Linked DNA regions of Homo sapiens: all the other regions are linked to region 1. Evidence: chromatin contacts called from ENCODE Hi-C or POLR2A ChIA-PET data. All regions are on one chromosome and are shown on one strand. Each heading gives the region's core, a stretch centred on a gene start or an enhancer-like site at or near the end of the contact. The rest is flanking DNA. Distances are from core to core; before and after follow the strand shown. Region 1 overlaps JCAD (junctional cadherin 5 associated). Region 2 overlaps LOC101929279 (a long non-coding RNA gene). Region 3 has its middle 130 kb from the start of JCAD. Region 4 has its middle 96 kb from the start of JCAD.

Region 1 (5,871 bases), core at 1,019-3,518:
ATTCTCAAAACAAAGGGAAGTCTCGCTCACTGCCTAGAGTTCTTTCCCCCGAGAGCCTGAGTTGCACGGAAATTCCCATTCCATTAAATGAAAGACATTCACCTAAAATGCCACCGTATCCTCCCACTTGCGCACCAAATTTGGACTCCACGAGGAATTCTGAGAAGAGTGGCTGCTCAGCCCCATTTCCCCGGCCTAAGTTTGGGAGGCCCCTCAAGCCCCCATCTTACAGCTCGCACCAGCAGTCTAGGGGAGGAGCGGACAGCAGTGACTCTCAGGACAGCCAGCAGATGGACGCCTATGTCCCCAGGCATGAGCTCTGCCTGTCAGACCCTGGATTGGAACCTCCAGTGTACGTGCCTCCGCCCTCATACAGATCGCCCCCGCAGAACATCCCAAACCCCTACTTGGAAGACACGGTGCCCATAAATGTGTGTGGCGGTCACAGTCAACAGCAGTCTCCGACCGAGAAGGCTGGGGCCAGCGGTCAGCCTCCTTCAGGCCCCCCTGGAACTGGGAATGAGTATGGTGTGAGCCCCCGCTTGCCTCAGGGGCTCCCCGCACATCCCCGACCTGTCACTGCCTATGACGGCTTCGTTCAGTACATTCCCTTTGATGATCCACGGTTACGACATTTTAAACTAGCTCAGCCCCAGGGTTTCTGTGAAGACATAAAGCTTGACGATAAATCATATAACTCCAGTCCTGTCACTGCTCAAGAGCCGGCTCATGGAGGAATGCAGCCTGATGGTGCCATTTGGAATCCACAGAGCTTAATACCCCCGTCGGGGGATGAGAGAGGCCTGGTCTTGGCCGATTCCAGCCCCCGGTGGCTGTGGGGCCAGCCCCCCGGGGATGGGGAAAACAGTGGCCTCCCCAACCAGAGAGACCGCTGTGTGGCAAGGGGACAGTGGCCTGATGTGAGAGGCAGCCAGCACGGGCACACTGGAAGACAAGTTTCCTCCCCTTACTCACAGGGCGAGAGCACCTGCGAAACTCAAACCAAGCTCAAAAAGTTCCAAACTGGGACTCGGACCAAGAAAAGTTCAAAGAAAAAAATGAACGAGACTATATTTTGCTTGGTTTCTATCCCAGTGAAATCAGAATCACATCTGCCAGATAGAGATATGGACAACAATGACTTAAAGCCCAGTGCTGATCAAAAGAATGGGTCTGATAAGAGCCCGGCTCTGCAAGAACAGAGTCTGCTGAGCATGTCTTCCACCGACCTGGAGCTGCAGGCCCTCACAGGAAGCATGGGTGGGAGAACGGAGTTCCAAAAACAAGATCTAGGGGAACCAGAAGAAGACAGACAAACAAATGACCTCAGTTTCATCCACCTTACAAAGCACAGAGAACTCAAGCATTCTGGCTCTTGGCCAGGGCACCGGTACAGAGATCAGCAAACACAAACCAGTTTCTCCGAGGAGCCCCAAAGTTCGCAGCTGCTCCCTGGTGCAAAGCTGGGAGGGCCGAGTCGTGCAGCATTGAGTCCAAAATGTTCAGACCCTGCTGCCTCCGAAGCTCAGACGCACACAGCATTCCCTACCGGTGATCACAAACAGAGGCCAAGTGCCCGTAACCTGAAAGGTCACAGGTCCCTCAGCCCATCCAGCAACAGTGCGTTCTCAAGGACTTCCTTGTCCGTGGACCAGGCACCGACGCCAAAAGCAGGCCGAAGTCAGCCCTGCGTGGATGTCCACGGGCTTGGAGCCCACCCTGGGCCTAAGCGGGAGGTGGTGAAGGGGGAGCCCACGGGCCCTTGCAACAGTAAACAACTCTTTGGGCAGTTTCTCCTGAAACCGGTCAGCCGTCGTCCCTGGGATTTGATCAGTCAGTTAGAAAGTTTTAACAAGGAGCTCCAGGAAGAGGAAGAAAGCAGCAGTAGCAGCAGCAGCAGCAGCAGCAGCAGTGAGGAGAGTGAGGCGGAGCCGCAGCAGGAGAACCGTGCTCACTGCAGACAGGAGGATGTGGGCTTCCGCGGAAACAGCCCGGAAATGAGGGTTGAGCCACAGCCGAGGATGTGGGTGCCGGAGAGCCCTGTGTGTAGGTCGGGAAGAGGTGAGAGTAAGTCTGAGAGCTGGAGTGAGGAGCTGCAGCCTGGCCACCCACGTGCCTGGCCTCCATCCCCGGGCCGCTTTCGCGTGGAAGAAGGTGGCGGTGCACCTTTCTGCTCAGCAGATGGAAGCACGAGTGCAGAGAAGAGACACCTGGAGGTTAGCAACGGAATGGACGAGCTGGCAGGTAGCCCATTTCCTGTGACGAGAATGTCTTCAAGATCAAGTGACGCAAAACCACTGCCCGCGTCCTATCCAGCTGAACCTAGGGAGCCCCAGGAAAGTCCGAAAATCACCAGTGCTTTCAGCTCTGTGAAACCAAGTGAAGCGGTCCCTCGGAAGTTTGACAGTGGTGGAGAGAGGGGGGCAGGGCTCCCACTGTCCCTGTCTAACAAGAACCGAGGGCTCTCAGCTCCAGACTTACGGTCTGTGGGGCTCACCCCTGGGCAAGAACAGGGTGCCAGTGAGCTAGAGGGGTCTTTGGGTGAAGCAAGCACAATAGAAATCCCCCCAGGTGAGTCCTTGCAAGCCAGGGCTGCAAGGATCCTGGGCATTGAGGTGGCGGTGGAGTCCCTCCTGCCGGGCATCCGGAGAGCGGGACAGAACCAGCCTGCTGAGCCCGATGCAAGTGCCTGCACCCCAGAGTCCCCCCAGGAAGAGTTGCTATCTCGCCCAGCACCGGCAGATGTCCCCAGGGTGTCCACTGATGCCTTTTATGGCAGGAGGAAGTGCGGCTGGACCAAGAGCCCTCTCTTTGTAGGGGACAGGGACAGTGCCAGGCGGGCTCCTCAGGCTTTTGAGCACTCAGATGTGGACGGGGTTGTCACCAGCACAGACCCTGTCCCTGAGCCTGAGCCCAGCCCCTTGGAGTCCAAGTTCTTCGAACAAAAGGATGTGGAAACAAAACCACCCTTCAGGTCCACTTTATTCCATTTTGTAGAAAGAACCCCAAGTGTGGCAGGCTCTGAAAAGAGACTTAGAAGCCCTTCCAAAGTGATTGAAAGTTTACAAGAGAAACTGGCCTCCCCGCCTAGGAGAGCAGACCCTGACCGCCTGATGAGAATGAAAGAGGTGAGCTCAGTGTCACGGATGAGAGTCCTGAGCTTCAGGAATGCCGACTCCCAGGAGGACGCCGAGGAATTGAAGGCCACCACAAGGGGCCAGGCCGGGCTCCCGGGAGGCCTTGTGTCTCCTGGCAGTGGGGACCGTGCCCAGAGATTGGGCCACTCACTCTCTGTGTCCAAGGACAGCATCTCCAGGGAAGAGAAGGAGCATCCGGCAGCACAAAAGGAGAAGAGCATGGATCAAGACTTCTGGTGCCCAGGTGAGGAATCAGGCAGACAGGCAGGTGCTCAGTATACATTTGGAGTTTTTAGTCAGTACAAAATACCAGGTTGGTGGATAATGTAAATCTGCATATTCAGAAAAGATCAAGTTGACCCTGGGAATTGTTTTATCAAAAGATTCCTCATTTTCGAAGAATTATCCAGAAGCCATCTTTAAAATTCAAGATCTTGCAGTATATTTTATTTTTTTGAGATAGTATCTCACTCTGTCGCCTGGCTGGAGTGCAGTTGTGCAATCTCTGCTCACTGCAACCTCCGCTGCTTCCTGGGCTCAAGTGATCCTCCCACCTCAGCCTCCCGAGTAGCTGGGGCCACAGGCATGCACCACCATTTCCAGCTAATTTTTTAATTTTTTTATAGAGACGAGATCCCACTATGTTACTCAGGCTGGTCTCGAACTCCTGAGCTCAGGTGATCAGTAGAAGAGTTGAGATAAATGTCAAAAGATCCACATCATAAGCCATGGACTGGAAGGGACCTTCTGTCATTTAGTCTAAGCCTTTTCTCCCTCCCCTCCCCTCCCCTCCCCTCCCCTCCCCTCCCCTTCCCATTTTTTTCTTTTTGAGACAGAGTCTCACTCTGTTCCCCAGGCTGGAGTACAGTGGCACGATCTCGGCTCACTGCAACCTCCGCCTCCTGGGTGCAAGCGATTCTCCTACCTCAGACTCCTGAGTAGCTGGGACTACAGGCGTGTGTCACCAGGCCCAGTTTATTTTTGTATTTTTAGTAGAGATGGGGTTTCGCCATATTGGCCAAGCTGGTCTTGAACTCCTGACCTCAGGTGATCCACCCACCTTGGCCTCCCAAAGTGCCAGGATTACAGGCGTGAACCACTGAGCCCGGCCCAGTCCAAGCCTTTTACAGTAAGGGGAAAAGAAAAACTTGGTCCTTACGAGTTGAGTTAGAGGAATGCCCTCTCCTGAGCTGGGCCCTTCCCTCTTCCTACCCAGTCTCCAGCAGGTGGTTCTGCTCCTCCCACCCCTTTCTATTTTCTGTTTTGAAACCCAAGAATTTTGAAGCAGATAGAAAAGAGCTGTTGTTTCAGTTGGAAGTAGTCAGAGATTTCTATTGAACAAAAAAATGTAGGGCCGGGTGCTGTGGCTCAAGCCTGTAATCCCAACACTTTGGGAGGCCGAGGCGGGTGGATCACGAGGTCAGGAGATCGAGACCATCCTGGCTAACCCGGTGAAACTCCGTCTCTACTGAAAATACAAAAAATTAGCTGGGCGTGGCGGCGGGCGCCTGTAGTCTCAGCTACTCAAGAGGCTGAGGCAGGAGAATGGCGTGAACCTGGGAGGCGGAGCTTGTGGTGAGCCGAGATTGTGCCTCTGCACTCCAGCCTGGGCGACAGAGCAAGACTCCGTCTCAAAAAAAAAAAAAAAAAAAAAAAAATGTACATGGGCACTCTCAAGTTTCCCCCAAATACAGTGGGATTCTTAGGGGTGTTAGCCAGTGTTGCTTCTCTGCTCCTTATGCAAAACACATGATTGAAATAATCCTTCGTCGGGGCCCCGTTGGATCCTCTAGTTGGACAAGCTGGGCCTTTGCAGTGGTAGAGAATACTGAGAATGTGAAGGCTTTGCCATTATGGTAGGAAAAGGGTTACCTGCCCATTTTTTGAGCTTTCTGGATTTATTGTAGCCTTCAGCATAATTCCTCTGCAGTCCCCCTTCCTCCTCAAAAAATATGCCCACTAGACTTTAAGGTTAGTTAAAACTTGTCATAGACTTCTAAAGCAAGTTTTCTTCATCTATAAAATCAGGATGATTTTCTCAGTCCTACATCTTCCTGAAAATTGTAAGGAGTTTAAAATAAGACAAATAAATCCTGTTATAATACAGTACCAGTTGGTAAATATTTCTGTGTCTCAGTTCATGGAAACCTATTTCAGGAAGGTTTTTTGTTTTGTTTTGTTTGAGACAGAGTCTCACTCTGTGGCCCAGGCTGGAGTGCAGTGGCATGATCATAGCTCCCTGTAGCCTTGAACTCCTAGGCTCAAGCGATTGTCCTGCCTCAGCCTCCCAAGTAGCTGGGACTACAGGCATGCATCATCACACTCAGCTATTTTTTTAGTTATTTGTAGAGATGAGGTCTTGCCTACACTGCTCAGGTTGGTCTTGAATTCTTGGCCTCAAGCAATCCTCCTGCCTCAATTATGGTGCCCAGTCTAGGGAGTATTTGATAACACAAAATTTCCAGTTCAGAAAAGCACTCCTTCAATTTTTAACTTGACTATTTAGTGTGAGAAGGTCCAGTAGGTATCTAAAAACACCCAGGTAATGCAAATTTTAATTTTAGCCAGTTATTAACAACACCTCCCTCATGACGTTTTTGGGTTTTTTTTTTAACCACTGCTACTAACAAGCAGAAAATTTAATTATTTTTTTCTCCTCTCCATCTGATGCATTTGCTAATATACAATAAAATGGCCAAAAATCTGCAGGCAGAGAGCCACTCATGTTGACAGC
Region 2 (5,871 bases), core at 961-3,460, 190 kb before region 1:
GCGTGAGCCACCCTGCCCATCCTATTGCAGCTGTTTTGTTTTATGTTGTTGTTTTTAAAGATAGGGTCTCACTCTGTCACCCAGGCTGGAGTACAGTGGTGTGATCATAGCTTACTGCAGCTTCAAGTTCCTGGGCTTAAGAGATCCTCCTGCACCAGCCTCCTGAGTAGTGAGTCTCAGGGAGTACAGACGCATGCCACCATACCCAGCTTTTTTAAAAAAATTATTTATTTATTTATTTATTTATTTTTTGTAGGGGTGGGATCTTGCTATGTTGCCCAGGCTGGTCTCAAACTCCTAGCCTTCCACCTCAGCCTCCAAAGTGCTGGCATTACAGGCATGAGCTACCATGCCTGGCCTACACCTTGATTTTAACTATTGCTCTGCCATTTTCTTGCCGTTACTTGACCTTGGACAATTTATTTCCTGTGAGCCTCAGGTTCTTTGTGTGTGAAATGGAATAAGATTGTTCTATTACAGATTTGTCACATGGAGATTACAGAGTAAATGTCTATCAAGTGTCTAGCTCGGTTCCTGTTTCTCTCAGGTGTCTCCAGGTGCAGCCTGTGCATCATGGAAATGTCTGTAGGTCTGACACCTTTGGCAGGGAATGTCCTGTGGCCCCAGCTCGTTCCTTGATGTAGTCTGTGCATCATAAAATGTCACAATGGCAGCTTTGTTTATTGGCTTTCCCCAACAGCATTGGGGAAAATTGCTGCCGAGTATTTTTCCATTTATGGAGAGCTGCTCTCCATATATGTGCTGCTCTTATATAAGATTTGGGCTCAGGCTTGCTGGTTTGCTGGTGTGCATCCTATTGTCCCTAAATAGGGCAAAGAGCACCCCATGGTCCCCTGATGAATATGCAAACTGAGGGCAACTGGAGCCTGAGCAACCTCTCCTGTTTCATGCTCAACCAGTGTGTTTCCCATCCCTTATACACCTCCTCATTCAAAGAAGGATTCCAAGCAACTTACAGAGCTAGAACCAATGTAAGAAGCAATCACGAGTAGCTGAGGCAGGAGAATCGCTCGAACCCGGGAGGCGGAGGTTGCAGTGAGCCGAGACCATGCCACTGCACTCCAGCCTAGCAACAGACCGAGATGCCGTCTAAAACAAACAAACAAAAAGAAGAAATCACGAGGATGCAAAAATAAGAATAGTAACCCAAATGTAGGTCATAAGGCTTTGACTGCATTGGTAGAGGTGGCTTTCAAATTTGGCTCTGAACATCTTAGCAGCCGGGGTGGAAAGGAAAGCAGATGTAGCCAGCTTGTGATACCATCCGGCAAAACCATGTTCCCAGTACAAAAAGGAGCGTAAATCGTTTTAGCTGGTATTAAGTCTACATATATTTAGTACTCATGGGGCACACGGACCTTTTATGGAGACAGGGACTTGTTGGATTAACAAAAGCAGCAATGTTATCCCTGAACTCACTAACATTTATAATCTGATTTTTCAAGGCAATTAGTTTGTGGAAAGCCACAAGCAATATTTTGAACAGATTTCATGGAAGCAGTGGAGCCGCGGGGCATTCTGTGAGGCGCTCTGCGTCTGGTCTCTTCTCTCTGATGAACTGCTCAGGTGGCATCGGCTCATCTCAGTCTACCCCTCATGGCACATAGGAATACAAATAGACACCTACCCAAAAAATGAATGCCACCCTATGTGTGTATTTTGATCACACCCTTTAAACATTGATGAGGTTTTTGCTTGTAGTAAATTAAAAACAGTCAATCCAACAGGGAACTTGAAAAATATATGATTCTCGTTCACACAGTGAAACCATAATTATTTGTGCCCCGTTGGGAATCTCTAGGTTTCCATGTGGTTCTTTCAAAACCCCTGTAACAGAGGAGGCTCTTCAGGGAAGGCGGGGCCTGAAAGCCCTGAACGGGCATTGGGGAAAATAGCTGCACAGTTTTTCTTTTAGTGTTGTGGAGGAGGGAGAGGGAGCAGAGGTCTTGGAAATCATTGAGTACGCGGGGGGCAGAGAGGGTAGAGACAGGTGAAAGAACTGAAACACACTGAGAGGTCACAGAAAGTCCTCTGTTAACAGCAATAGCCAAAATATCTCCCGGAAATTGGGAAACATTGCTGTTATGTATAAAATTATATTAAGCTTCCAGCTCTGAGCCCACGTTTCCTCCTTCAGCCGCACATTCCTTTCCGCCACTCACTCTGCTGCCTTCTCGTCCTGTTTGTGCAACTGACATGTGATCTCTCAAAACCAAGCCTGGACTTGACTTCACTCACCGACCTTTGTTCCAAAAAGAGACCCTCTCACGCTGCAAGCTTTGGCTCCCTGGAACATGGGGCTGCCCGGGAAGAGCGCCCATTGCTTTTGTAGCAATGGCCTGGGGCACGTGGATTAGGTTTGCTGTTTTGCAGTAATGCTGCACACTCAGCCTCACAGGGTGATCCTTGACTGACAGCTGTGCTCCTCCCCAGCTGTGGGGGAAGTTACTATTCTTATCAAACAGTACGGGTCCATCATTATGTTTCCTGCAGCAACCTCACTTGATTTTCACCAAGTATTATCATCAGTACCTTCTTCCCAATTTCTCATTTTGAAAATATTCAAACGTGCAGAAAAATGGAAAAAATCATAAAGTGAAATTTTTACACTTTTGGACCAGAGTCACCAATTTTGCCCCATTTGCTTGTTCTCTCTCCAGTGCACGCTTGGGTGCACCTCTCTCTCTCTCTCTCTCTCTGTCTCTCTCTCTATCTTTCTCTTCCTCTCCCCCGGCCACTCCCTCCCTCTTTGTTCTATGTTATTTATATACATATATCCACTTCTTTTTGCTTAACTATTTGAAAATAAATTGTAGTCATCACAATAGTTCATCTCTAAATACTTCAGCATGAATCTCCTTAGAATTAGAATGGTTTCCTACCTAATTGTAGTATCATTGTCATACTTAATAAAATGAAGAATTTCAGCCAGGTGCGATGGCTCATGCCCGTAATCCCAGCACTTTGGGAGGCCAAGGCGGGTGGATCACTTGAGGTAAAGAGTTTGAGACCAGCCTGGCCAACATGGTGAAACCCCATCTCTATTAAAAATACAATAAATTAGCCAGGTGTGGTGGCATGTGCCTTTAGTCCCAGCTACTGAGGAGGCTGAGGCAGGAGAATTGCTTGAACCCAAGAGGCGGAGGTTGCAGTGAGCCAAGATTGCACCACTGCACTCCATCCTGGGCAACATGGCAAGACTCTGTCTCAAAACTAAATAAATAAATAAAATGAACAATTTCATTATATCTTCTCATGCAGTATATATTCCTTTGTCCAATTCAGGATCCTATTAAGTTTCAAGCATTGCATGTGACTGTTACTGCTCTTTAATTTCTTTATTATAGAACAGTCCACATGCTTTTCTATCTTTTGTGATGCATTTTTTGAAGAGTTCAGACCAATGGTCTTGTGCCATATTCTGCCTTCCAGATTGATCTGGTTGTCTCTTCATGGTGGTGTTTACTGTGTTCCTGGTAGCTCCTATTTTTTCCCTGTAACTCAGAGTACCTTAAGTCTAAATGTGTGATTAGATTCAGCTTAAACAACATTGGTAAGAACATTACAGAAGTGGCCTTGAAAACTTGTGCTTTCATCACATCAAGAGGCACATGCTATTAGGTTGCCCTAATATTTGTGATGCAAGTTTGATATTTTGGCTAAGACTGTGACCACCAGATCTCTCCATTGTATAGATGCAGTTTGCTGTTGTTTTCAACTGTCAAATTATCTGTAGGGGGGATACTTTGAGATTGTTTGAATACCTTGTCACTAACAATATTGTGTCCAGCTGTTAAAGAATACATGAAGATCCCTGCCTCAATCAGTTATTACATTGAGAGCTGCAAAATTATTTTTTAAATTTGAGAATCTTTTCAACATTTATTAACTGGACTTCTGTAAAAGAGGAGTTTCCTTTCTTCTTCCACCTTTATTTCTCTCTCTCTCTCTCTCTCTCTCTCTCTCTCTCTCCCCTTCACTCCCTTTCTCTCTCTTTGTGGCACAAGTCATCTCAGGCTCATCTTGTGCTTTCTCTGCCCCAGATCTAAAGTCAGCCATTTCTCGAGGGATCCCTGGTTCCTTTTAGTGGGAATGACACTTAGAAGCCAAAATCTGGGCACTGGTTGTGCTCAGGCCATTTCAGCAAGCAAAGCTGGGAGATGCGTTGTCAACATAATCATGAGTTCTTTTTTTTTTTTTTTTTTGAGACAGAGTCTAGCTCTGTCACCCAGGCTGAAGTGCAGTGGCATGATCTCGGCTCACTGCAACCTCTGCCCCCTGGGTTCAAGCAATTCTCCTGCTTCAGCCTCTAGTGTAGCTGGGATTGCAGCTGCCTGCCACCACACCCAGCTAAATTTTGTATTTTTAGTAGAGACGGGGTTTCACCATCTTGGCCAGGCTGGTCCCGAACACCTGACCTCGTGATCCACCCGCCTAGGCCTCCCAAAGAGCTGGGATTACAGGCGTGAGCCACTGCGCCCAGCCAGTCATGAGTTCTTAATGACATTTCCTGCACAAATGTCATAGTATAGGACTTCTCTTATCTTCCTTTATTTTGTATTTTCATCTCTTTTGTATTTCATCTCTTTTCTCTTACAGAGAGAATCTTGTTTCCTAAGTAGATTATTTGCTTTATCCAAAATAAAAATAGAACTGTTTTAGAGTTACATTGTGTTAGGGTTCTCCACAGAAACAGAACCAAAAGGATCTGTGTGTATGTGTATGTGTTTTTATATGTGTATCTATAAACATATATATATATATGCCTGTAACCCCAGCACTATGAGAGGCTGAGGCAGGTGGATCACTTAGGCCCAGTAGTTTGAGACCAGCCTGGCCAACATGGTGAAACTTCATCTCTACTAAAAATACAAATCTTAGCCGGGCGTGGTGGCACATGGCTGCGATCCCAGCTACACAGGAGACTGAGGCACAAGAATCACTTGAACCCGGGAGGTGGAGGCTGCAGTGAGCTGAGATCTCACCACTGCACTGCAACCTAGGTGACAGAGTGAGACTCTGTCTCAAAACAAACAAACATATATAATTTTTATATGTATATATATAAAAAACATATAAACATATATAAACATATATTATATATAATATATGCAATAAACATATATAATATAAATGTATACAATAAACATAGATTTACTCTAAGGAATTGGCTCATGCAATTACAGAGGCTGACAAATCCCAAGATCTGCAGCCAGCAAGACCCAGGAGAGCCAGGCCAATGGCCAGCAGGCTTGAGACCCTGATAGAACCAATGTTTCAGTTTAAGTCTGAAGGTAGGAAAAGAAATGATGTCCCAACCTGAAGGCAGTTAGGAGGAGGAGTTCTCTTTTATTCATGGGAGAGTCAGGCTTTTTGTTCTGCTTAGGCCTTCAGCTGATTGGATGAGCCCCACCCACAGTCGGGCAGTCTGCTTTTATTCATTCTACCAACTCACATGTCACTCTCACCTAGAAACACCCCCACAGACACACCGAAAGTGTTTGACTAATGTCTGGGCAACGCATGGCCTGGTAAAGTTGACCTGTAAAATGAACTAACATTACTGCTGTCAACAAAACTATTAAGTCAACTTTCATATTTATTTACCGTTCTTTTTGGCCTTAGCCTGTATCCCATTACAGATGGCAGTCAGAAATAAGAGTAAGTTGAGGGCTGAGCACAGAGGCTTGTGCCTGTAATCCCAGCACTTTGGGAGGCCAAAATGGGAGGACCACTTGAGGCCAGGAGCTCAAGACCAGCCTGGGCAACAGAGCAAGATCTCACCTCTGCAAAAAAAAAAAAAAAGAAAAAAAAAGGAAGAAGAAAGAAAAGTAACTTGAATTAGCCAGC
Region 3 (5,871 bases), core at 986-3,485, 160 kb before region 1:
CACGTGACAGGGGGCCTTTCCCTTTGTGGTAGCGGAAGCAGAGAGGGAGGACAGCATACGTCAGCATTTCTTCTATGCACTTATCAGAGAGATAAAAGACTTTAATACTTTCACTAATTCTGTTACTGCTATCTTTTAAGAACTTAAAAGGAGGAGCCAGGTGTACAGGTGGGATATGAAAGTGGACAAGGAGCGTGACCACTGAAGCACAGCATCACAGGGAGACGTTCAAGCCTCTGGATGACAGTGGGAAGGCCTGGCTAATGTCAGGCCTCCCACAAGAGCTGGTGGAGCAGAGTGTTCTCTGACTCCCCCCAGGGAAAGGGAGACTCCTTTTCCCAGTCTGCTAAATAACGGGGGCCTTCCCAGGCACTGGCACTACCGCTAGACCAAGGAGCCCTCAAGCGGCCCTTATCCGGGCATACAGAAGGCTCACACTCTTGTCTTCTGGTCACTTCTCACAATGTCCCTTCAGTTCCTAACTCTGTATGGCCTGATTTTTCTTTGGTAATAATAATAATACAAAGATTAATACTAAAAACTAATGATTTATAATATCCATATATAATCATCTCTATATTCTATTACTCATATAACTTTCTCTTATCCTAACTATTTTCTTTATTATATTGGAACAGCCTGTGCCTTCAGTCTCTTGCTTCGGCACCTGAGTGGCTTTCCGCCCACAGAGAAGGACTCCATACTTCTATATTTGAGTCCTTGTGGATGAACTGCCACCTAGCTTAATAGGCAGACAAGACTGAAAACCTAACTTAGTAGTATGCACCTGTAACAGTAGCTGAGTCTTGGCCCATCCCAGTGGCCACACTTTAACCACTCATAGACTGCTAAGTGTTCAAACTGTGTTCAAATAAGGCAAATGCCAACCTGTAACCAATCCAGCTCTTTCTTTACCTCACTGCTGATTTCGGTATATCATTTCCCTCTTTTATTTGTCTATAAATGTGTTCTGGCCACGAGACATCCCTGGAGTCTCTGTGACTCTGCTGTGACTCTGGGGGCTGCCTGATTCACAAATCATTCATTGCTCAATTAAACTCCTTTATATTTTACATCCATCCATCTACCTATCTACTTACCTACTATTTATCATCTACTATTATCTACTCTCATTTACCTATCATCTATGTATTATTTATCACCTATCAATTTAACTATCGTCTATCTATTACCTATCATCTATCTGTCTGTCTGTCCATCTATCTATTCATCTCTATCATTCATCTGCGTGCTTACCTATATACCTCTACGCACGGGTGCACAAGCACATAGATTTTAAATGCCTATACTTTTGACTTCTTGTAACTAAGGAGTATGAATTTTACTTTTTAAAAAAAACCTGCAAAGACATGCATTTTCTTCCAAGTGTCTCAAGTCTGGGAAGATAAGAAAGAGCCAATTCGGCTGGCATACTCCTCACCTCTGGGAGACAGTGTGGGCCTGTGCCACGTTGCCCACCTCTCCATCCTGGTAAAAGTTCTGGCTACCCAGAAGCAGGCCAGGAGGAGGAAGCCTTTGGCTGAGGTCTCCTCGGAGTCGGGGGCACACCCTTGATCTTGGCATCGCTTGCCTCTCTAAAATTTCTGATCCCTGTCTTGCCTTTGCAGACATTGGCAAACAGGCCACAAGAGCTGCCTCAGTCACATGTGGTTGTGTTTAACTCTATAGAACTTTGAACCAACCTCAAGCTGTGCCAGTGGGGAGATCAAAGTCAATAAAGTGTATGTATTTTATAAACGGTGAACTTTAGTGAAGAAACAAAACTCATTTAAGCCAAAGCCAAAGGGAGTGTTATGTTTTGACTGATGCATAAAACACAGAAAGAAGATTGCTTTCCCCGTGAGTTATTTGGTTTTTTTTTTAAGACTGTTTATTAAAGTCCATACTTTAAAATAAACATAGAGAACTCTCGTGTTCTCTTTGTAAACATGTTGAGTCCTTTGAAGCCAAGGATAATGAGTATGATAACAGATACTGTTTATCCTCTCCTGGGCTCCATGTTTAGTTAGCTGGGTCTTGAAGACTCTTTCCTCCAGAGAGAGCTTTTCAGAATTGACTCTGTTAGAAAAGAGGGAGAGAGAGAAGACTTGGAGAGTTAGCATCTCTATTCAAACTTCTCTGCCAATGAAGTCCTTCCACTGGAGGACACAGCCTGGGCCAAAGGCTCGTCTTCCTGGGCATCCACAGTCAAGCCAAAACCCACTAGGAGTGAAGTCCTGCCACCTGCTGGGATGTGCTGGGTCCCTTACTGGTCTCTCCGCCCAGTGACGTGCTGGTAAACGTGGAACTGTCGGTCCTGTGGTGGTGGGGAGAGGAGCCCTCCTGTGTGACACTTGCCCATTTCTGCAGTGCGGCTCGTCTCATCGTGGCCTATGTCAAGCTACCCACAATCTGTCACGTAACCCAGAGCTGAGGATCAGATTGATGGGCACGGTGGCTGGCTCCCCGGCAGGGGAGAGCCGGCCTCCAGCACCCAGACCTCTACCTCTGCCCTGGAATATTTCCTTCCTGGGCTTGGAAGTGAATGCACAACTTTGTCTCAGTAAATATTTATAAATGGCAGCTTCCTCTGCTGTGGGGAAACTGTCTTTTCTTTTTTTAAATGTCCCATCTCCTTGTGCTGGACAGACCCCGGCTTTCATTTTCTTGACTCTCCCAGCATGCAGGGATGTGCTGGGCTATTTTGGTCCCTTCCCTTGGACATTTCCTTGAATTGTTTGGATGGCATTGTGTGATTCACAGAGCCCAGCTTCCTTTCCCCTCTTAGCAGCCGGGAAAATCAGGCCCCTTCATGTGTTTCTTTGTTAAGCAGTGGATCCTGAAGTCATTCATTCTTCACTGGGCAGGGGCTGGTGAGCAAGGGGCTCCGGTGCCCAGGTCTCCCAGGTATCAGAGATGTCCCTTGATGGGACAGAAGGGGGTCCCAGGAGGAGGCTGGGCTGCTGGGGGTGAGGACGTGCTCTGCTCCACAGGGGTCTCAAGGGTTTCGAGGTCACGGTGAGTGAGCAGAGCCCACGTCTCATCATACAGCTGGAGGCACCTATCCAAAGTGACGAGAGTTGTGTCCAAACACAGAAACACAGATTTTGTGTTTCTATTGTTTGAAAGTTGGAAGAATAAGGAGTACCTCGCAAAGAGGCTGGGAGCTCAGCAGGTGATGCCTATAGCTAACGGGGCATTTGTGGGGCCAGGGAGCGTACTTAGACCCAGGTGAGGCTAGGAAGGGCCAGGAATAGACTCTGAGCTGACAGTCCCGACCTCGTGGAGCCTGACTCTCCTTCCACCCCGTTGGCTTCCCAGGATTGACTCAAAGGGGCCCACGGGACTCTTCTGAGAAAATGGCCTTAGAAATCCGAGGCAGCTTAGCTTTATTACGGCTATTTGGATCAAGGGACCCACAGCAGCTCTTCTGGCTGAGGCAAGAACTGAGGTGAGAGTTGGTTGTGGGAGAAGACCTAGGGCTTCCTCCTGAGCCACCACCCTGCTGTCCCTTAAGCACCTGGCATTTGCTTGGGATTCTGGGGGAGGGGAGATCCTTTGGAAGGGCTCATATCCAAGTAGTTAGAAGTAGAGGAAGAAAAGAGAGCCCCGCAAACAATTAGAAGGATGATTTAGCTCAGTCCTGCCCTCTCCTTGCCACCTTCCAGCCAATAACGTTTGTTATTCCTGACACTGATAACAACAGCAAATAGAGGTATCATTTAGTGCAAGTCAACCCTTCTGCAAACTATCCTGCACCTCTTATGGCATTTAACTACTACATTAACTTGGTTAGTTACATGTTTTATTAATATTCCCATTTTATAACTGGCAAGACTGAGGCTTAGAGGGAGGTTATAGATTTGCCCAAGGTCACATAGCTAAGAGTTAACGGAGGCCAAAGTCTGAGCCCAGGTTTATCTGCTTCGAAAGGCCATCCGTCTACCCACTATCCAATCTGCTTCTCTGAACCCAGGTGGGGATGCGGTGAGCTGGGATTCCTGTGTCCTGGTCATGTCCTAACAGAATATATTAGTAACTAGACCATATCCCAACTTCAGGACCAGGCTCTGCCAAGCCAGGAATATGAGAGGAGGAACAGCACCTCCCTCACCACGCCCCAGAGACTCCCCAGGCCTGAAGGTTTCCCGTGAGAAGTAGTGCGGCACGCTCGGAGGGCATCTGTCCCCACCTCTTCCTAGCTGCGCCTGCACGCTGGGTTCGTTTTTCCACCCTGCTAACTCACACCTGCGTTGCTCTGCCTCCTCTAATCCTCTTGGGCAGATGACCCAGCCAGACAGTCGGCCTGGCTTTCTGTTTCACTTTAGCCTTTGGACTCTGAGCTCGGTTAACATGGTACAGTCCACAATTAAGCCCTGCGGTGCCCAAGCCCAGCTCATTGTCCCTGGTCACTGCTGGGAGACTGGACAGAGCCCCCCTCCCACCCTGAATTTCCTGTTTGGTCCTTGAGTGGAGACACAGACCTCAGCTTCACATTCACCTTGCCTTTCCTGGTTCCTGAGTTCTCATCAGTCTGGGTGGACTATGATTCTTCCTCCTCATGGTGGCAGCACAAATTCGGCCACGGCTAATCAACTCCATTAATTGCCCAGAGTTCATTAAAAATCGTGGTTAGCCTTTGCCAATGTGCAAGGCAAGACAGGGAGTGAGTCTTGGGTCTATATAAGGTCCAGCTAACCCTGTGTGACCTTGGAGAAATTGCTTACCTCTCTCTGCCTAAGTTTCCTTATCTGCACAACGGGGATAACGATAAAACTCACCTCAGCCGGTTGTTTTTAGGATTAAATGAGTTAATATATGCAAAGTTCTTAGCATGATGCCTGGCTCAGAAGAACCTCTGTCTAGGTGTTAGCTGTTCTATGATTATACATAAATTACTTCACTTCTTCTGTGGGTCATAATTTGTGGTCACTAAGCAATGGCTGGCCAGATCACTGAGCCAAAATAAACTAACTCTTTCCTATTAGTTCCAAGTACATTAGTCACCAACCAGATTCATAGTATGGTACTTGGCTCAATTAGTCCCAGAGCACTCTCAAGTCCTGTTGAACCAGAATTGCCAAACAGTGTCTGAACTAGTTAAGTGAACCCCAAAAGGTGAAAAGAAACTTTTAGCAAAGATGTAGTCTGGTTTTAAATTCCTAAAATCAGCCAGGCGTAATGGTGCACACCTGTAATCCCAGCTACTTGGGAGGCAGAGGTAGGAGGATTGCTTGAGCCCAGGAGTTGGAGGTTGCAGTGAGCTGCAATTGTACCACTGCACTCCAGCCTGTGGGACAGAGCAAAACCTTGTCTCTACAAAAAAAAAATTAATAAATAAAAAGAGATCTCTAAAATTCCAGTGTAGCCAGGACAAATCACACCATCCTCCCACCCACCCAAAATTATCATATCCAGATGATCTGATGAGTGTCCAACATTTTCAGTGAACTATATGGGAATGTATATTAAAAATTAGAAAGAATAGGCCCCACTTGGAACAATCTAGTATGAGACAAAAAATAACAGTAAATTCCAAAGCAAGCACTCAGGAATAGACTGAAGAATGAGCAGTGATTGATGAGCAAGCGCCTAAGTTGGTGTAACAAAGCAAGGGGAGCTTTGATGGCTGCTTGGTGACTTGGGTTTTTTTGTTTGTCTGTTTGGGGGGTTTTTCTGTTTGTTGGGTTTTGGGGCTTTTGTTTGTTTTGGGGGTTTTGTTGTTGTTGTTGTTGTTTTTGAGGCAGGGTCTAACTCGGAGTGCAGTGGTGTTATCTCGGCTCACTGCAACCTCCGCCTCCTGGGTTTAAGCAATTCTCCTGCCTCAGCCTCCCGAGTAGCTGGGACTACAGGCACACCCCACCAAGCCCG
Region 4 (5,871 bases), core at 1,566-4,065, 130 kb before region 1:
AAGGGGGAATCCACCCCCATGACCCAATCACCTTCCACCATGTCCCTCCCTCAATACCTGGGGATTACAATTCAAGATGAGATTTGGGTGGGGGCACAAAGACAAACCATATCAGAAAGCTAGAACAATATGCTGTCCCAGGGGCCAAGAAAGGGTTTTAAAAAACAAATGATGTGCTCATTGCTGACAAATGCTATTGAGAAATTAAAAAAAAAAATAGCATGAGGCTGCAGAACGTTTTTTTAAAAAATATTTTTGGAGAGAGAGTCTCACTGTATTGTGTAGGCTGGTCTTGAACTCCTGGACTCAAGTGATGCTCCTGCCTCACCTGCCTCAGCTTCCCAAGTATTGGCATTACGGGTGTGAGCCACTGCACCTGGCTTTAAAAGTGTCTTTTTGATTCAGCAATGTAGAAATCACTGGGACCTTGCCCAACACAATATCAGGAGCGATGATAAGGTTGGACTTCAGCTTGGGGTAAGTAGAAGAGTGGATGACTCTAAATCAACTCCATATGGAATGAAAGTGAAGACATTAGAACAAATCTATTAAAATATTGTAAGAAAATATAGAATAATATTTTTTACAATCTTGGGGTAGGAAGGACTAGCAAAATAAAATAAAGCACCAAATCAAAACACATAAACATTAATAAATGTGACTACATATAAACAATTAAAAGCTGTATGTCAGAAAAATCATAAACAAGTTTTAGAAAAAGTATGAGTTACAGATTTCGAATATGACATATTTGCAATCTATACAATAGGAAAAGGATTACTATTCAGGATTTACAAAATGATGTCTATGAATCAACTTAAAAAAGGATAAATAACCCTATAGAAAAATGGGCAAAAGATATAAAAAGGCATTTCACAGAAGAGGAAAACCAAATGGCCAAGAAATATAAGAAAGAAGCTCAACTTCATTAGTAATTAGAGATATGTTCATATCAAGCGCTGGTAAGAGGTGGAGGACTGGACATTCCCAAACATGGTTGGTCATGCTTGGTCATGGTACATTCCTGTACCAGTAGTGTAAATTGGTACAGCCATGAAGGGCAACTGGAAATGTTCATTAACAATATCCACTTTGTATACTCTGCCCTTGAGGAATCCATGCATGTAGGCTGGATGTGGTGGCTCATGCCTGTAATCCCAGCAATTTGGGTGGTGAAGGGAGAGGATAGCTTGAGGCCAGGAGTTTGAGACCAGCCTGGGTGACATAGCAAGATCTCACTGCTACAAAAAATTTAAAAATTAGCCAGGCATGGTGACATGGGCCTGTGGTTCCAGTTACATAGGAGGCTGAGAAGGTAAGATCACTAGAGCCCAGGAGATTGAGACTGTAGTGAGCTATGATCACAGCACTGTACTCCAGCCTAGGAGAGACAGCAAGACCCTATCTCTTAAAAAAAAAAAAAAAAAAAAAAAAAAGAAATGCATGCATGTATCAGGTGGTTCATTGCTGCATTGGTAGCAGAGAAATATTGCAATCAAGGGATCAGTGGCCTTACATTCCTTTCTGGAGCTCCGGGTCCTCTTCCAAGCTCACATAACATTGAGGGTTTTTTGGTTTTGATTTTTTTTTTTTTTTTTTGAGATGAAGTCTCACTCTGTCACCAAGGTTGGAGTGCAGTGGCATAATTCCGGTTCACTTCAACATCTGCCTCCCGGGTTCAAGCTATTCTCCTGCATCAGCCTCCCAAGTAGCTGGGATTATAGATGCCTGCCACCACGCCCAGCTAATTTTTGTATTTTTAGTAGAGACGAGGTTTCACCATATTGGCCAGGCTGGTCTTGAACTTCTGACCTCAGGTGATCTGCCCACTTCGGCCTCCCAAAGTGCTGGGATTACAGGCTTGAGCCACAATGCCTGGCCTCAATTCTTTGAGATTGTAGGACTGAGGTCTCCATTTTCTCACTGGCTGTCAGCTGGGGGCCACTCTGAGCTTCCAGAAGCCACCCATAGATCCCTGCCACATGGTCCCCTCCCCACACAACAGTTCCCTCCTTCAAGGCTAGCAGGATAATCCCTCACTGCAGTCTGCTAAGATGGTCTGTGTCATATAATACATTCAAAGAAGTTACCATCCCATCAGCAAGAGGGAATAATATCTAAGAAATCATTAATAAAGTCATGGAAGTTATTCTGGCCTTGTGTGAAGTAGATAAGCCTTTGATAATTTCTGCCCATAAATTTAGTTTATTTTATTGGAAATTAGAAACTGCTTAATTATGTGGCCTCATTATAGTGTGTGTTCTTTGACTTCTAAAAAAAAATTGACTTACCAATCAAAAACTTTACTTTTTGACCAGCCCAAAAAGGTAACCAAAATGAACTCAACTAAGTAATAAAAATAAAAACAATTCCTTCAACGCCAGGCTTCCCGCAGCTCTCTGCCCTGCTGCTACTTGTACTAAACATTTCCATAGCTTCCTCTTTCCTGGAGAACGCTGGGATGTGCTGTCAAAAGCAAGTTGTGTGCAGGGGTTTGCAACCTGGGTTTTGTTTTTCTTCTTTGTCATTGTGGATAAGCTCATTGATGATATGGTCCTTGATTAGGACTGAATAGGACCAGCGGTGGGGATATATATAGGTATATAGGACCCAGGATTTCCTGCAGAGCTTGTCATCTTTGGATCACTCACTGTGGAAAATAAAAGAATTCCTCGCCCAGTAGTTCCCTGTGGCTACAGTACCACAAAGCTGTGTTCTTTGGACAGGTTTGGCTGCCCCAGCAGTCCATGAGCGATTTCCTCTTTGTCACTGAGCCACCATCATGAACAAATTGTTTTGTCAGTTGGCCCGGACCTCCAAAGACTCAAGGGTCACGTTAGCAGGAAACTCCAGCTGTGAGTGTGACTGTGAGGTGGCCATGCCTTAAAGAAACTTTCATTTTTGTTTTGAGTTGTCATCATCTTTTCTTGGGTTCAACAACTTTGGATGAAACTGCATCTATTGTTGTTTCTACACCTGGAATTAAGCTGTCCCACTGAGGATAGTCATGGCAACTCCAGGGAAAGACCATGGAAAATAATCAGAAAATCCTTCTGAGAGCCAGAGAAAGAACTCTGCTTTGCATGAAGATGCTCAAAGTGTATCGGAGCCTGTGTCAGCCTTGCATGTGTACCAGGAGTAATCAGACTCCACCACGGGCCCAGTTCTCTTCACCTCTTTCAGCTATAGTTCATCTACTATTCATTTCTTTAGACTTGGGCCAGCCCATCCCCTATCCAGTACTTGCCCTGGGAGGAAGTATATAGAAGGTCTTCAACCCAGATGTGCTGATCATTGTACTCAGATAATTAGTGCTGCCTGGGACTTGATTTGTTTAACTCTTTGAATTCCCCACGTGTTCTTGGCTAATGCTAACTGATTTGATTTGGATTTGTGTCCCCACCCAAATCCCATGTCACACTGTAATCCCCAATGTTGGAGGTGGGGCCTGGTGGGAGGTGACTGTGTCATGGGAGAGTGGAACCTTCATGAGCAGTTTAGCACCATCTCATTGGTGCTGTTCTTATGATAGAGTTCTCATGAGATCTGGTCATTTTAAAGTGTGTGGCACCTCCCCACTCCCTCTCTTCCTCCTGCTCCAGTCATGTAAGACGTGCCTGCTTCCCCTTTGTCTTCTGCCATGACTGAAAGTTTCCTAAGGCCTTCCCAGAAGTTGAGCAGATGCCAGCACCATGCTTCCTGTACAGCCTGTGGACCTGTGGGCCAATTAAATCTCTCTCTCTCCTTTTTTTAAAATAAATTACCCAGCCACAGGTATTTGTTTATAGCAGTGTGAGAAGACACTAATACAGTTTAGTACTTGATCTTGGTTCAGCCACCAATGCTCTGTCTTGTCAATCATGGTTGTCATACTCTTTCTAACCCTAAATGTAAATGTTCCCTTTTAGAGTCCAGACAGTGGCCCTCCCCCAATCCCAGTCCCACTGATACCCAAAGCCCACCTGCCCACGGACGGCAGCTTTTTAAATCAAGGCACCCTGACCCTGTCTGGGCTTCACTCCACCTTCCCTCAGGATAAGACTCAAGCTCCAGGAGAGTGTGGGGCAATGGACAAGGTCAGACTCCAGAGCAAGATAAGCGATGGGATGGGGGTGGAGATGATGACGGTGTCTGTTGCTTTCATTTCCTGGTAGCATACAAATCACTCCAACATTTAATGCTGTGATTAAAGCTATGAAAAATTGTCAAATGAGGTCAAAATGAACTCATCAAAATGACTGGGTCAAAATGGCACTGATATAGGGGTTAAAAAGAAATCACTTAGGCAGATAGGGTATGGGAGTCCTCAGTGAGGCTTTTGTTTTTAATGAAAAGCAGCCCCAAATCATTTTCTAACGAAGAGCAGCCCGTAAAGTTGAGCTGCAGACACAGACAAGCAAGTTGGGAGCTTGCATGGGGGAATGCTGGCAGGAACTAGGGACTGGACATGTTCAAGATGGCGGCTCCATCTTCCCTTTTCAGCCAGCCACGTGTACAGTAAGGAGCAGACAAGAGGGCGCCAACCAAGGGAAGAGTTCACTTGCATAGTAAGATTAGGGTGGGATGACCAGCCTTCCCGCCCCCGCCCCCGCTATGTAAATGTCAAACCTGATCCAACCGATCTGTGAGCCCTATGCAAATCAGACACTGTCTCCTCAAGCCAGACTGTAAAATTGGGTTCATCCGCTACCAGATGGTCTTTTCCGTTCGGAAGACCCCTCTCTCTATAGAGAGAGCTCTTCTTCTTTCTCTTTTCTTCTGTCCGTTAAACCTCCACTCCTAAACTCCTCGTGTGTCCCTGTCCTAAATTTTCCTGGCATGAGAGGATGAATCCAGGGTATATACCCCAGACAACATAGCCACTTCAGCACAATATACATACACACGCCAACTGCTCAGTCCTGGGTGACAACAGCTGTTACAAGGCCACATTAATAACTCCTCATTTAGCTGTGTTTCTAAGTTTAAAGAGCACCTTCATATCTCATTTTTAAATTAATTCTAAAATTATATATTTTTAGATGTTTCAATGCTTCTGAAATTTATAGATGTCTTACATTCAGTGTTTTATAGTCACTGTTGGCTAGACATCAGCAATTATGTAGCTGTCATTGCCTAAGCTTAAAAAAAAACAACAAAAAAAACCATCATCAAAGTCTGAAGGGCAGGTGGCAGTCACCTGGAAAGGTCATGGAACAATCAGGGAGCACTCTTATCATCCGTAGGGACTGTTATTTGGTGAGGGAGAAAAGAAGCAAAAAGTGAATCAGATGAGTATAGCAATTCCTAAAGTAGAAGTCAAAGAAGTCAAACTCTTCAATAATTACAGGGCCATCTTAAGAACTTAGCACCATTGGCTTTAGCTCTTTCATGGGTTCTTTCAAGAAATGCTGTATCGGCCGGGCACGGTCACGCCTGTAATCCCAGCACTTTGGGAGGCAGAGGCAGGCGGATCATGAGGTCAGGAGATGGAGACCATCCTGGCGAACACGGTGAAACCCCAGCTCTACTAAAAATACAAAAAATTAGCCTAGTGTGATGGCGGGCACCTGTAGTCCCAGCTACTTGGGAGGTTGAGGCGGGAGAATGGCGTGAACCCAGGAGGCAGAGCTTGCAGTGAGCCGAGATCACGCCACTGCACGACAGCCTGAGCGACAGAGCAAGACTCCGTCTCAAAAAAAAAAAAAAAAAAAAAAAAGAAAGAAATGCTGTATCATTAAAACTCTTCATGGCACAGAGGACAGCTTATGTAGAAAAACACAGCTATTGGCGACTCTGTATCAAAAAAGCGATTCAGATTAAGATGGCAGATAGGAGGCAGGACTAGCTTGCAGCTCCCGCTCGGATGGACAGAGCAGCATGTGGAGACTC

What was found. Hi-C counts contacts between places; a loop is a spot of excess contacts on that map. ChIA-PET counts read pairs that join two places held with the same protein, here RNA polymerase II (POLR2A). Pooled maps may share reads with other maps.
Region 2: a map of thyroid gland shows a loop between it and region 1 (2.0-fold over the local background). The contact joins two enhancer-like sites. A Hi-C loop is called at or near these places in 1 of 168 maps with a recorded cell type or tissue (thyroid gland) and 5 of 50 pooled maps. POLR2A ChIA-PET finds 5 or more read pairs at or near these places in 9 of 52 experiments (CD4-positive, alpha-beta memory T cell, H1, OCI-LY7 and 6 more).
Region 3: a map of endothelial cell of umbilical vein shows a loop between it and region 1 (6-fold over the local background). The contact joins two enhancer-like sites. A Hi-C loop is called at or near these places in 12 of 168 maps with a recorded cell type or tissue (K562, Right ventricle myocardium inferior, endothelial cell of umbilical vein and 5 more) and 13 of 50 pooled maps. POLR2A ChIA-PET finds 5 or more read pairs at or near these places in 5 of 52 experiments (AG04449, AG04450, MCF 10A and 2 more).
Region 4: a pooled map shows a loop between it and region 1 (2.5-fold over the local background). The contact joins two enhancer-like sites. A Hi-C loop is called at or near these places in 1 of 37 single-sample maps with no recorded cell type and 5 of 50 pooled maps. POLR2A ChIA-PET finds 5 or more read pairs at or near these places in 1 of 52 experiments (IMR-90).

What each region holds. Positions count from the first base shown.
Region 1 is chr10:30,023,613-30,029,483 of GRCh38, reverse strand. It overlaps JCAD (junctional cadherin 5 associated), which reads left to right. Exons shown (of 4, transcript NM_020848.4): 3 at 1-3,381. Among named protein-coding and RNA genes, the nearest start is that of JCAD, 33 kb to the left of the region's middle. RefSeq lists enhancers at 1-387, 388-1,117, 1,836-1,905, 2,086-2,145. Within about 2 kb of position 2,268, at least 20 of the 41 ENCODE cell types and tissues checked have a DNase peak (open chromatin) inside an H3K27ac peak, as active enhancers do; they include endothelial cell of umbilical vein, heart right ventricle and thyroid gland, where a contact is called at or near this core.
Region 2 is chr10:30,216,615-30,222,485 of GRCh38, reverse strand. LOC101929279 (a long non-coding RNA gene) reads right to left here. Exons shown (of 3, transcript NR_120653.1): 2 at 5,629-5,807. Among named protein-coding and RNA genes, the nearest start is that of MTPAP, 130 kb to the left of the region's middle. RefSeq lists a silencer at 2,387-2,476. Within about 2 kb of position 2,210, at least 8 of the 41 ENCODE cell types and tissues checked have a DNase peak (open chromatin) inside an H3K27ac peak, as active enhancers do; they include thyroid gland, where a contact is called at or near this core.
Region 3 is chr10:30,185,198-30,191,068 of GRCh38, reverse strand. No RefSeq gene overlaps it. Among named protein-coding and RNA genes, the nearest start is that of JCAD, 130 kb to the right of the region's middle. Within about 2 kb of position 2,235, at least 6 of the 41 ENCODE cell types and tissues checked have a DNase peak (open chromatin) inside an H3K27ac peak, as active enhancers do; they include endothelial cell of umbilical vein and heart right ventricle, where a contact is called at or near this core.
Region 4 is chr10:30,152,540-30,158,410 of GRCh38, reverse strand. No RefSeq gene overlaps it. Among named protein-coding and RNA genes, the nearest start is that of JCAD, 96 kb to the right of the region's middle. RefSeq lists a silencer at 2,759-2,818. Within about 2 kb of position 2,815, at least 4 of the 41 ENCODE cell types and tissues checked have a DNase peak (open chromatin) inside an H3K27ac peak, as active enhancers do.